Linked DNA regions of Mus musculus: region 1 is linked to region 2. A link is a loop called in an ENCODE intact Hi-C map of the cell type or tissue named here. Cell type or tissue: left cerebral cortex. All regions are shown on one strand. Each heading gives the region's core, and the rest is flanking DNA. Links, peaks and the distances in the headings are about the cores only. Region 1 holds the start of Gm39822 (a long non-coding RNA gene). Region 2 has its middle 14 kb from the start of Gm26061.

What was found. Peaks named below come from ENCODE experiments on the same cell type or tissue, not always from the same donor. Only the 100,000 strongest peaks of a DNase experiment are listed, where the experiment ranks them.
Region 1: a loop joins it to region 2, with 2.1 times the contacts of the local background. A loop is called at or near these places in 4 of 42 quality-filtered maps.

The regions. Positions count from the first base shown.
Region 1 is chr11:51,896,298-51,901,673 of GRCm38, reverse strand. It overlaps Gm39822 (a long non-coding RNA gene), which reads right to left and starts at 4,362. Exons shown (of 3, transcript XR_879835.2): 1 at 3,963-4,362. In left cerebral cortex, for the core only: a CTCF peak has its summit at 2,893; DNase peaks (open chromatin) are centred at 2,810, 3,152 and 4,099; H3K4me3 peaks cover 356 bases; H3K27ac peaks cover 1,436 bases.
Region 2 is chr11:51,947,308-51,952,683 of GRCm38, reverse strand. No RefSeq gene overlaps it. Among named protein-coding and RNA genes, the nearest start is that of Gm26061, 14 kb to the left of the region's middle. In left cerebral cortex, for the core only: a CTCF peak has its summit at 2,764 (motif pointing right); no DNase peak of the experiment used is centred there.

The DNA of each region.
Region 1 (5,376 bases), core at 154-5,153, 51 kb after region 2:
GGGGATTAAACCCAGGTCACCAGGTTTGATGCCGGTGTCTGAGTCTCCGCACTAGCCCAGGTCTTAATATTGACAAAATCCAAGCTATCAATTGTTATAGTTTGTGTTCTTAGAATTTTCTTTAAGAAGATTGATAGTTTCGATTCATAAATGGAGGCTGGTGACTGGTACGGAGCTCATGTGGTGGAAGAGAGCTGATGGATTGTGCTTCAAGCTGAGAAACTAGCCCCGACATCGTTTGTTGGCAGTCAATCCCTGATTTAGCAGTTTAGCACTTTCTGCTCAGAGTCAATGGGCTGCATGTGAGTGACTCTAGGGCGGTGCCACATTTTTGTAAATTTTTATTTATATGTGTGAGTGTTTTGCCAGCTGCAGGTATGTGCACCATGTGCATGCAGGGTGCTCACAGAAGCCAGAAGAGGGCACCAGGTAGGTCCCCTGGAGCTGGAGTTGCAAGCTGGCATTGTGAGCCACTGGGTATGAATGCTGGGAATTCAATATTGGTCCTCTGAAAGAGCAAGCGCTCTGGATGCTGGGACATCTCTCCAGCTTTTGGTTTTGATTTTGAGCAGACTCTCATATAATCCAGGCTGACCTCACACTTGCTAGGCTGTTAAGGATGTCCTTGAATTCCTGATGATCCTGCCTCGACCTCCTGAGTACTGGGATTACAGCTGTGCACCACGCCCTATTTTACTTAGTGATGAGAATCCAGCCCAAGGCTTATGTGTGCAGGTCAAGGGTTCTACCAGCTGAGCTGCATCTCCAGCTGAACGCTAGCTTTTAAATCCACCTGCACCAGGTTTTGAAAACCTAGATTTATTTAATCATTTAACCCATTGTGTCCCTCAGACCCAAACTGCACTCTTTAATCTCTATATTTTGATGGCAAACTTTTACTATATGCAGATAAACAAATGTGGTACTGTGTGTACAAGTCTACTTCTGGATATTTCTCTCTCACTGTGGTATTTGTGGTCTAGTATTAGGATCAGCTCTGTGAAGCACTGAATGGTAGGACTCTGGGTTCATTCCATCTCCCCAAATAAATAAATTCTCTATCTGGAGGAGCCAGAGCCACATCTGCTTTTAGCAAGATCTGTTTCAGATCCCACACCACCTTCAACCGGCATGAAGTGCCAGTCCCGTACCTCTGTTCCTCTAGCTTTGTCCTGGTTCTATGAATACTTACCTGGGACTCAAACACCTGCCCTTTATCAGCCCAGGGACTCCCTGTCCTTCTCAGACTGCATTTCCCATCGCCCCTTTTCTCGTGGCTCTCTGAATCTCAGGTGAACCCCACTCCCATATTCTCAGCCCTATTTCTGATGGTCATCGTCATTTTCTGCTCTGACAGGAAACGGCTCTCTGGAATAATCCATGTGCCCCTCAGATCTAGGCATGGGAAAGTTCAATTACGAGTTCTCCCACCCCCCCCCCCTCCACACACACAGAGGTGCCAGTATGTTGTGAAATTTGTGCCTTTGTCTTTTTTTTTTTAATTTGAAAATAGTCTCTATAAAATCCAAGCTTGCCCGAGAGCCTCCTGCCTCAGCGTCCCCAGAGCTGCGATGACAGCAGATGCCACCAAGTCCAGCTCGCTGTGTTTTCTTACATTACTTCCTGTTTATCCTCCTTCTTAGAGACCAGTAACAGGCCAGCGAGAAGGATCAGCTGATAAAAGCATTTGCTGATATGACAACACATGTTTAGTCCCGGAGGTCATGTGAAAAGCCCGATGACATTGGGGCGCGCACAGCCCGTCTGTATCCCAGCATTCCACGGTGAGATGAGAGGCGGAAACCGGAAATTCCTCAGTCTCTAACCAAGCCCACCAGCTTCATGTTAGCAATGGGAACAAGACAGACTGTGCCTCAAACACAAGGTGAAGGTGAGAATAGCATCTTCAGAAAATTGTCCTGTGACCTCCCTACCTACACATGAGCACCTGCACTCATACACATACACAATTAATTTAAAAAAAAATAGCGATGGCAGGGGCAGGGGCTATAAAACAGCTCGTTGGTAAAATGGTAAAGAGGTTTGATCCCCCTGCCTCTGACTGCTGAGTGCTAGGATGAAAGACATGTACCCCCATACCTTTAATTTTTGATTCCAGCATTCAAGTACACAAACAGCTCGATCCCTGCCACCCCCCCCCACCCCCCACCCTTGGTCTCCTTTTCACTCTTTACAACAGCTCAGCCTCCCTTCCTATAGCCAGGCTCCCAAGGAATGGTTATGTGTGTGTCATTGTGAGCCTTCCACCTCTCAACTTCAGACACTGCCCTGCCATTCTCTGCCGCCTACCCTCCTCTGGTTCCCCAACTCAACACTTCACCCTGAAATCCACTGATTTGAGCAAACATCTGTGACTCTCATCTGCCCAGTGTCCCACTCCGATCCTGTCCCAGCCTGGAGGCTGTGTCCTAACATTACCTATCTATCGATCCTGCTATAGTGCTGTCATCTGGCAAAGGCACAGCCCTAATCAATGCAGTCCTCTATGCCCACACGGGTCCCACAGGCAACCAGAACTGAAGACAAGCCTTCACTCACTGACCAGCCTCCACTCACTATTTTGTGGAGCTAGAGGACTCCAAACCTCGGCATGCTCGCTCCTCCATGCCCTTGAGCTGCAGGCTCAGCCCCCAGTCCCACTCCAAGGACCACGACTGCCCGGCCGCTGTGCTCCATCCCTCAAGTCTATTCACACCCGCTCTCCTAGACGACTGCTTCACACCTCCTCCTCCACCTCACTCTCAGCTGACAACCTCTTCCGATTTTGCTAAGAAAATAGAAGCCCTTGGCACAGACGTTGTGCTGGCTCTGCGGCTCCCCACCCACCGGCATCTGTGCCCATCCGCTCTGCCTTTCCTCCCACTGAGGCGGCACCCACCCTTGTCCCCCAGCAGGGAGGCCTGTTTCTTCTTTCTTTCTTTCTTTCTTTCTTTCTTTCTTTCTTTCTTTCTTTCTTTCTTTCTTTCTTTCTTCTGCTGTGTTCAGGCACGATCTTACGCAGCTCAGGCTAGCCTTGAAACTGCTATGAAGCCAAGGTTAACCATGAACTCCTGAGTTTCCTCCTTACCTCTACCTTCTGGGATTGCAGGCATGTGCCACTCCACCCGGCTGTGCACCAGATGCCAACCCCACCTGCCTCTCCAGGGCTCCATGCCAACCAGCGCTCACCCTCTCCTAACCACGCTCCCCTGTCTCTCTGATCGTTTCCGTCAGCACGCAGAAAGCCTCTGATTTTCCTTTCTGAAGGGAAAAGTTCCTCTGACCTTATGCTCTCAGTTACCTTCCTTCTTTCCTCTCCCCTCTGTGACAAGACTTCTGGGAGGAGGAGATCCTTTGCGCCTCCTTCAAGCCCTTCTCCCTTCCTGTCTCATATTTATTCCCATAGACCCCCATCCCCACCCCTCACTAGTCCAAATATGCCATCAAAGGGATCTCTCTCCATATCCTTAAGTTCCACAGTCAGTCACTGGACTTCACCTTCCCTCTGTCTCTTTAACATACTAGAGTTCATCTTGGGTCAGCAAGGTGGCTCACTGGATAAAGGGGCTTGCGGCCAAGCCTGATGGTCTCAGTTCAATCCCTGGAACCCGTGTAGTGGATGGAGAGACCCGGCTCCACAAGCTGTTCTCTGACCTCCATATGTATACACCCACCTACTCACACACAGACACACACAAACAAGTAAATAAGTAGGTTTTAAAAAGAAAAGATTTCACCTTCAACTCTGTCGTGGATGGGAGACTAACCCAAGAAGATCTTGAGTTAGACCTGCCCTAATAGTGACTTCCATGCCTGCTTGTACTACAGAATGAGATTCTGTATCAAAAATAAAGATAAAGGGGGAGGGGCCTATCTCCCACCTCGGCATCAACTAGTGCTCCGTCCTTGCCCACCCCTGTTCCTCTCCAAGGCAAAGTCTTGGAGACCTTGTCTCTACCTACTGTGCCCACCGTGATCACCTCCTCCAGCATCCTGGCTTTAAGCATCATTTGGCAGAGAGTAACTTCCAAATATATATCCCAGGCCAAACCCTTTTCTGAATTCCGCTCCTATTGTCTCCTCAGGCTGACTCACAGCCCCTAACAATCAGGCTCCGCTTGCCAATTCTCCCAGTCCGTAGCTGGCCCACTTTCCTACAGACGTTCCGGTTTTGACTCTCAGGCTCTCTGTTCTGCATCCGGAGTGCAGCGGTGGCTCACCCAACATGGCCGCCAGTGGACCCTCTCCACCCTGGGCTGGCCCAGTAACGCTCAGTGTGACATATTCCAGGATTAGGGGGCTGCGGTGGCTACCCCTCCCACCCCACAGACCTCACAGGTGTTTGGCTATTGACACTTGAATGCCCACCTCGCCTCTGTCTCCCCACCCCCCTTGATGTGGGGTTGTAATGACATTCCAAAAGAGTGCCGCTGAAGACATTGCTATCCATCTGTGGCTTTCATAGCATGCTGAAATGAACTTTCCTCTGGGTTTTATTGTTTTTAGAACCCATGCAAGTCCTGGTAGGGACCTCTGTAAAAGGTGTCTTGGCTCCTGACCTGCCTGGCTTTCATTTGTTTATTTGACTTGTTTGCTTGTTTTATGTTTTTAATTTTTAATAAATTTACTTATTTAGAGTATTTATTTTTGAGACAGGGCTTCATTATTTAGCTCTGGTTGGCCTAGAACTCTTTGTATAGACCAGGCTGTCCTGCAACTCATAGAAATCCACCTGCCTTTGACACCTGAGTGCTGGAATTAAAGGCATGTGCCAACATAAGCAGTATTTTTTTTTTTAAACAAGGACTCGAGTATCCCAGGCTAGACCTGGATTTCATATATAGCCAAGGATAACCCTGATTTCCTGATCTTCCTGCCTCTACCTCCCAAGTGTTGAGACTACAGGCATGTGCCACTACCCCCATTTTATGTAGTGCTGGGGATGAACCCAGAGCTGTGTGCACACTACACAAACATTCTGCTATCTGAAGCACATCCCCAGATCCACATCCTGGCTTTCAAGGTGGGTTAGGGCTCCCTGGCCCAGGAGTCAGGAATGGGCGGTGTCTGTCCCTTAAGACCACTCCTGAGTGGGCTTCTCAGCAGCCAGTGGTAACACAGGGTGGCTCCCCCCTCCCACCACTACTCACAGCTACAATTTACAGACCAAGAATTAAAGCCTGGAACACCACCCTGCGGTCTCCCAGAGGGGGAGGGTGGAGCCTGCAGCAGGCTCTGCTGCCCTTGGAAGCCAGGCACATTAGCAGTTGCTACCCAGGGTGAAGAAGCATTCTCGGGGTCATGTTAATCTGCTGTTTCCTCTTCTTCAGAGTGTCTGGCTGGGGCTAAATTGAATTATTTATCTAGTCCCGTGTG
Region 2 (5,376 bases), core at 142-5,141:
CAAGATTTAGGCTTTGAAAGAAAGAAAATAAACAGAGACAGAGATGTTGACGTAAAACAGTTCTCACCCCCAAAGGGAATATGAGAGCCAAAACTGAGTGTCTATGGCCCCTGAATGAAGACCCGGGTTTCTCTGAACAACACAGGCAACCTCAGAAGTAATTACAGGGACTTTTACATCACAGAACAAAAGAAGGCTGTACACAGAAGCGTTTATTAAATATCTTGATGGGGACATGGGGGTCAGGACATGGCTTGCAGATGCTACATTTTTTTTGTTGTTGTTTTGTCTTTTTGAGGCAGGGTCTCACTCTGTAGGCCAGGCTGGCCTTCAACTGACAAGCCTGACTCAGCCTCTCAAGGGCTGGGGTTACAGGCATGAGACACCACATCTGGCCACAGATGTTATCTTGAAGCTACTGGTCTGCTCAGAAAACATTCCAAACATTTTTACTGGATAGTCAAAAGGATATTAGGTTAGATGGAGATAGGGGCAGTAAAGGGCTGCTAGGACTTCAGATAGCACAAGATAAAGTTGGCTCCTCTTGTGTGACTTTCCAGCTCTTCCCACTCACACAGGTCTAACCCATCAATCTGCCTGCGAAAGTCCTCAGGTGGGCGTGGCTTCTCCAGGGAACACGCCTTCCTACCGATGAGGTCAGCAGCAGAAAACCAAACTAGAGATAATTCATTCACAACCATCGCTTCTTGCTCCTTTTCTTTTCCCCACAGGAAATTCACTAGAGTGAGGGGGAGGATGGGAATTGAACCCAGGACAAGTATTCAACCCCCAAGCTCCACCCCCAGGCCTTACTTATATTAATTTTTAGTATACAACTGACATTGTAGGCTACCTCTGTGGTAGAGTGTTTCCTTAGTGTACCCAAGGCCGGGCTTAATCTTGACCACTGGGTGGCAGGGAGTGAAGGAAGAAAGTTTATATATGTGTGTGTGTGTGTGTGTGTGTGTGTGTGTGTGTGTATGTATGTATATGTATGTATATGTGTATATATATGTGTATATATATATATATATATATATATATATATGAGAAAATATTGAATACTTGCACAAAACATAGAAAGTTGAACATCACTAAACAGAACACGATGGAACTGACTGCTGTTCCCTGTCCCCCAATTTTGTCCTCCCTCTGTTCCCCAGAGATACTGAAGTCAGTTCTCTCAACCATCTCAACTGTTTCCCTCCACTTCAGCCTCTTCTCATTTCTAAACTCTGTGCTCAAAAACAAAACAAAACAACACAGCACCAAGGCTCTCCCTTTGTGGTCCTAAAAACTTGTAGACCAGGCTGACCTCAAATTCCAGAGATTCTCTCACCTCCACCTCAGAATGCTGGGATCAGAGGTGCACCGACGCCTGGCTTTAGAATGCTGCTTGTGCGTGCACTGCTAGTTTGTTGGCCTGATAGTTTATAGGAGATGAGAATGTTCGTCCATTTATTCTGCTTTTAAGTTTTATTTTCCTGCTGGGCGTTGAACCCAGGACCGAATCAGCCTAACCATCAAGTTACAGTTGCAGCCCCAATCTGTGAGATCCGTTTCTTTTTCGCCAGCCTTCCTTCGGTCTTTGGTGAAGCCAATATTATGTTGTTGGCAGGGCTGACACGGTGACTAAGCCCAGGGACTTGTGTGTGCCAGTCTAGTATTATGTCACTAAGCTATGCCCCTAGTAATATCAGTTTTCTGTTAACACCATCGTGGTTGTGTAAAACATTTTTTGTTTTACTTTGTATATGTTTTGTTTGTTTTTGTTTTTTCGAGACAGGGTTTCTCTGTATAGCCCTGGAACTCACTTTGTAAACCAGGCTGGCCTCGAACTCAGAAATCTGCCTGCCTCTGCCTCCCAAGTGCTGTGATTAAAGGCGTGCGCCACCACTGCCTGGCTGTATATGTTTTTCTTTAGCGTTTAGATGTGTTGATGTTACTGGTAGGTAATATCGTTTTGGTTGTTTTTTGAGTTTTTGAGACAGTCTTGCTTTGTAGTCCTGGCCTTGAACTCTTTGTAATCCTCCTGCCCCAGCCTCCTAAGTGCAGGGATTACACGTATGTGCCACTAGGCCTGGCTCTTTTTATCTTCCTTTAAAAAAAAAATCTATTTACTTGTTTGTTTGTTTATCTTTTATTTGTGTGTATGTGTGTCCATGTGAGTGTACGTGTGTGCATATGAGTGTATGTGTGTGCACGTGAAGCTATGTGTGTGTGCACGTGAGGCTATGTGTGTGCACGTGAGGCTATGTGTGTGCACGTGAGGCTATGTGTGTGCACGTGAGGCTATGTGTGTGCACGTGAGGCTATGTGCCTCCTATGTATGTAGGATCCTGTGGAACAAACAAGGGCCCTCATCCTCTAGGACTACTACTACACTTCTTAACTGCTGTTAAGCTGCCTTGTGGGTTCTGGGAACTGGATCTGGGTCCTCAGGAAGAGTGTACAGTGTTCTAACCACTGAGCTGTATCTCCTTTGTTTCCTTCTTCCTTTGTCTTCTTCGCGTTGCTTCCTTCCTGTCCATGCCTTTGAATTTGGGGTGCAGGTGTGTGAGCCACAAAGCTCACATTCAGTTAGAGGACAGTTACACGTGCCGGTTCTCACCTCATGTCGTTTGAGACAAGATCTCTTCTTCACCGTTGAGTACACCAGGTTGGCTTCCAGGACGTTCTGTTTCCCGTCTCGCCATAGTTTTGGGATCAGAAAGATGCATGTCTGTCTTCATGTGGATTCTAGGGACCTCAGCACTCTATCCACCAGGTGGCCATCCTGGAACTCACTGTGTTAACCAGGGTCTATTCTTTATCCCTGCTGTTTTGTGATAATGAGCTTTGAAATGTCTGATTGTTTAATGTTAAAGTTTTCTTCCAGAATTGACGAGTTCTTCCGAGGCTGCCTCCCCTGTTCCACCCCCCCCCCCCCCGGGCATGCCCCTGACACTCATGACTGAGGCATTCCTGAATTGTCCGGGGATTCCAGCACTGGCCACATTATAGGACTATGTGGGGAAGAGATGACGCCTAACATGCCTGGGTGGAGCTTATCTGATGGGGACTTCCGGCAAGGGCGTTGATCCTCAGTTGGCTTTTCCTTTGGGGATTTCAAGTATCTGTTCCCATAGGTCTTTCCTGGAGCTTGCTTGGTTCTACAGAAAAGAGCTCTTGGGTCTGCAGCCTGGAGGAGGCATGAGCCTGGAAAGGAGGAGGCATGGGCCCAGTTGCCTAGGAGCAGGGTGAGGAAGAGGGGCTGGAAGCTGAGCCTTCAGTATCTCTACTGCTATCTACCACACCACCCACACTTCTACCCTCCTGCCCACACTCACCCTCACCCCTACCCTCACTACATAGCACCTGGTGTGCCCATCCAAGTTCCCTGGGGAGCAGGGAATTGTGTGTCCAGCACTGCCCCCCTGGTACTTGCACGTGGCCTTCCCAGCCTCCACCAGTCCTCTCATTTGTATCCTGTTCTCCGTCACCCTAGCAGCTTGGCCTGAGTCTTCCACAAACCCCACTGCAGGACACAGGCCTCTGCTCCATCCTGTGCTGCTATAGTAGTCACTACTGTGTCCCCTTCCTACATTCTAAGACTGGGCTGACATCTTTGCCTCCATCTCCTTGTCTATTCTCAAAAAATCATGTGATTTAGTCCTCATTTGATCCTCCATGATGGCTTTTTAGTATGGTTTGGGGCCAGAACAGTCAGAGTCACAGGGCACACTTGTGTTAAATTTAATTGAAAGCTTCTCCCTTCCTTCCTTCTTTCCTTCCTTCCTTCCTTCCTTCCTTCCTTCCTTCCTTTCTTTCTTTCTCTCTCTTTTTCTTTTTTTTTTTAACAAGGTTTCATGTAGCCCAAGATGACCTCAGACTACCTTAAGTAGCCCAGGATAACCTTGACCTTCCTGTCCTCTTGCATCCATCTCCAGAGTATCAGGATTACAGACCTGAACCGCTGCCTAGTTTATGAGGTGCTGGGAATGCAGCCCTGGGCTTCATGCTGAGGACCCGCTGAGCCATATCCCTGCTTCTCAGCCAGAACTTCTTCAACCTCAGTTTGCACTCACATCAAGGCCATCATTGCCAGGCCCTGCTGGGCAATAACTCTCCTTACAGTCAGCAAAGCTCTTCTTTTCTCTTCTCTCCTTTCCCTCTCCCTTTCCCTCTCCCTCTCCCTCTCCCTCTCCCTCTCCCTCCCCCTCCCCCCTCCCCTCCCCCTCCCCCTCCCTCTCTCTCTCTCTCCCCCCCCCAGGAGAGTCTCACTATGTAGCCCACTGTCCTGGAACTCACTCTGTAGACCAGGCTGGCCTCAATCTCACAGAGATCCACCTGCCTCTGCTTCCTGAGTGCTAGGATTAAATGCTCACACCACCACACCCATCCTGAGTGCTGGGATTAAGTGCTCACACCACCACATCTATCCTGTAGCAAAGCTTTCCTCTGATTCATCCGAGCAGATGTTTTCTTCTGGGCAGAGTGCAGACACTCACGGCATTACTGACAGCATTAGTAAAGCACACGGCCTTCTGGACAACAGCAACAAAGCCCAACAGCGGCTTCCACCTGGGAAGAGGAGGAACAGAAACCTTGAGAAGGGCTTGGGGATGGGAGTAAGGAGAAGACCCAGGTCCTGTAGAGTCCCTTCCAGGTCCCTGCTCCCATGCCTTGTCTGCCACCGGAGTCCCTTTGGTCACTTGACTCTAGAATTATATAGAACTTTTTTTTTTCTATTTTTGACGGGGTCTTGTTCTTCAGCTAGGTTGACTTTGAACTCTCTGTACGTGTAGGTAGGCCATACTGGCCTGGAATTCCAAGTCTTTCTACCTCAGGCTCCCCAGCGATGACATCATCCCAGGCACGCTGTGCTCAGCACAAGGGCGTTTCATCAGTTGTTCCTTACACCTTGTGCTGAGGGCTCAGAGTTTCAGGAACACCGTTGCCTTGTGTGCCATGGTGTCTACTGCAGTTTGGAGCCTAGAGAAGAAGAGGAGGGAGAGGAGCACTGGGAAAGGAGGCCAACATGCAGAGCCCAGCTCAGGGCACTTGCTGGAGAGCAAGCGAAGCCAATGTCAAGGCTACAACAATGGCTTCAGTTTCCTGCAGGCAACAGCGAGTGACCCAAGGCTTTTGACAAAGCAGTCTGTGCTTCAAGAAAGTTCTCCTGGGCCAGATGCTGGGTTCAGATGGCCGAGACTGAATTGGGTGGGGCAATTAGATAAAGGGGCTCCCTAACTAGGCAGTTCACAGGGCTACTTTTTTTGTCGTTTTGTTTTGTTTCTGAGACGGGGTTCCATGGAACTCTGGCTGTCATGGAACTTGCTCTGTAGACTAGGCTGGCCTTGAACTCAGAGATCTGACTGCTTCTACCTAGGATTA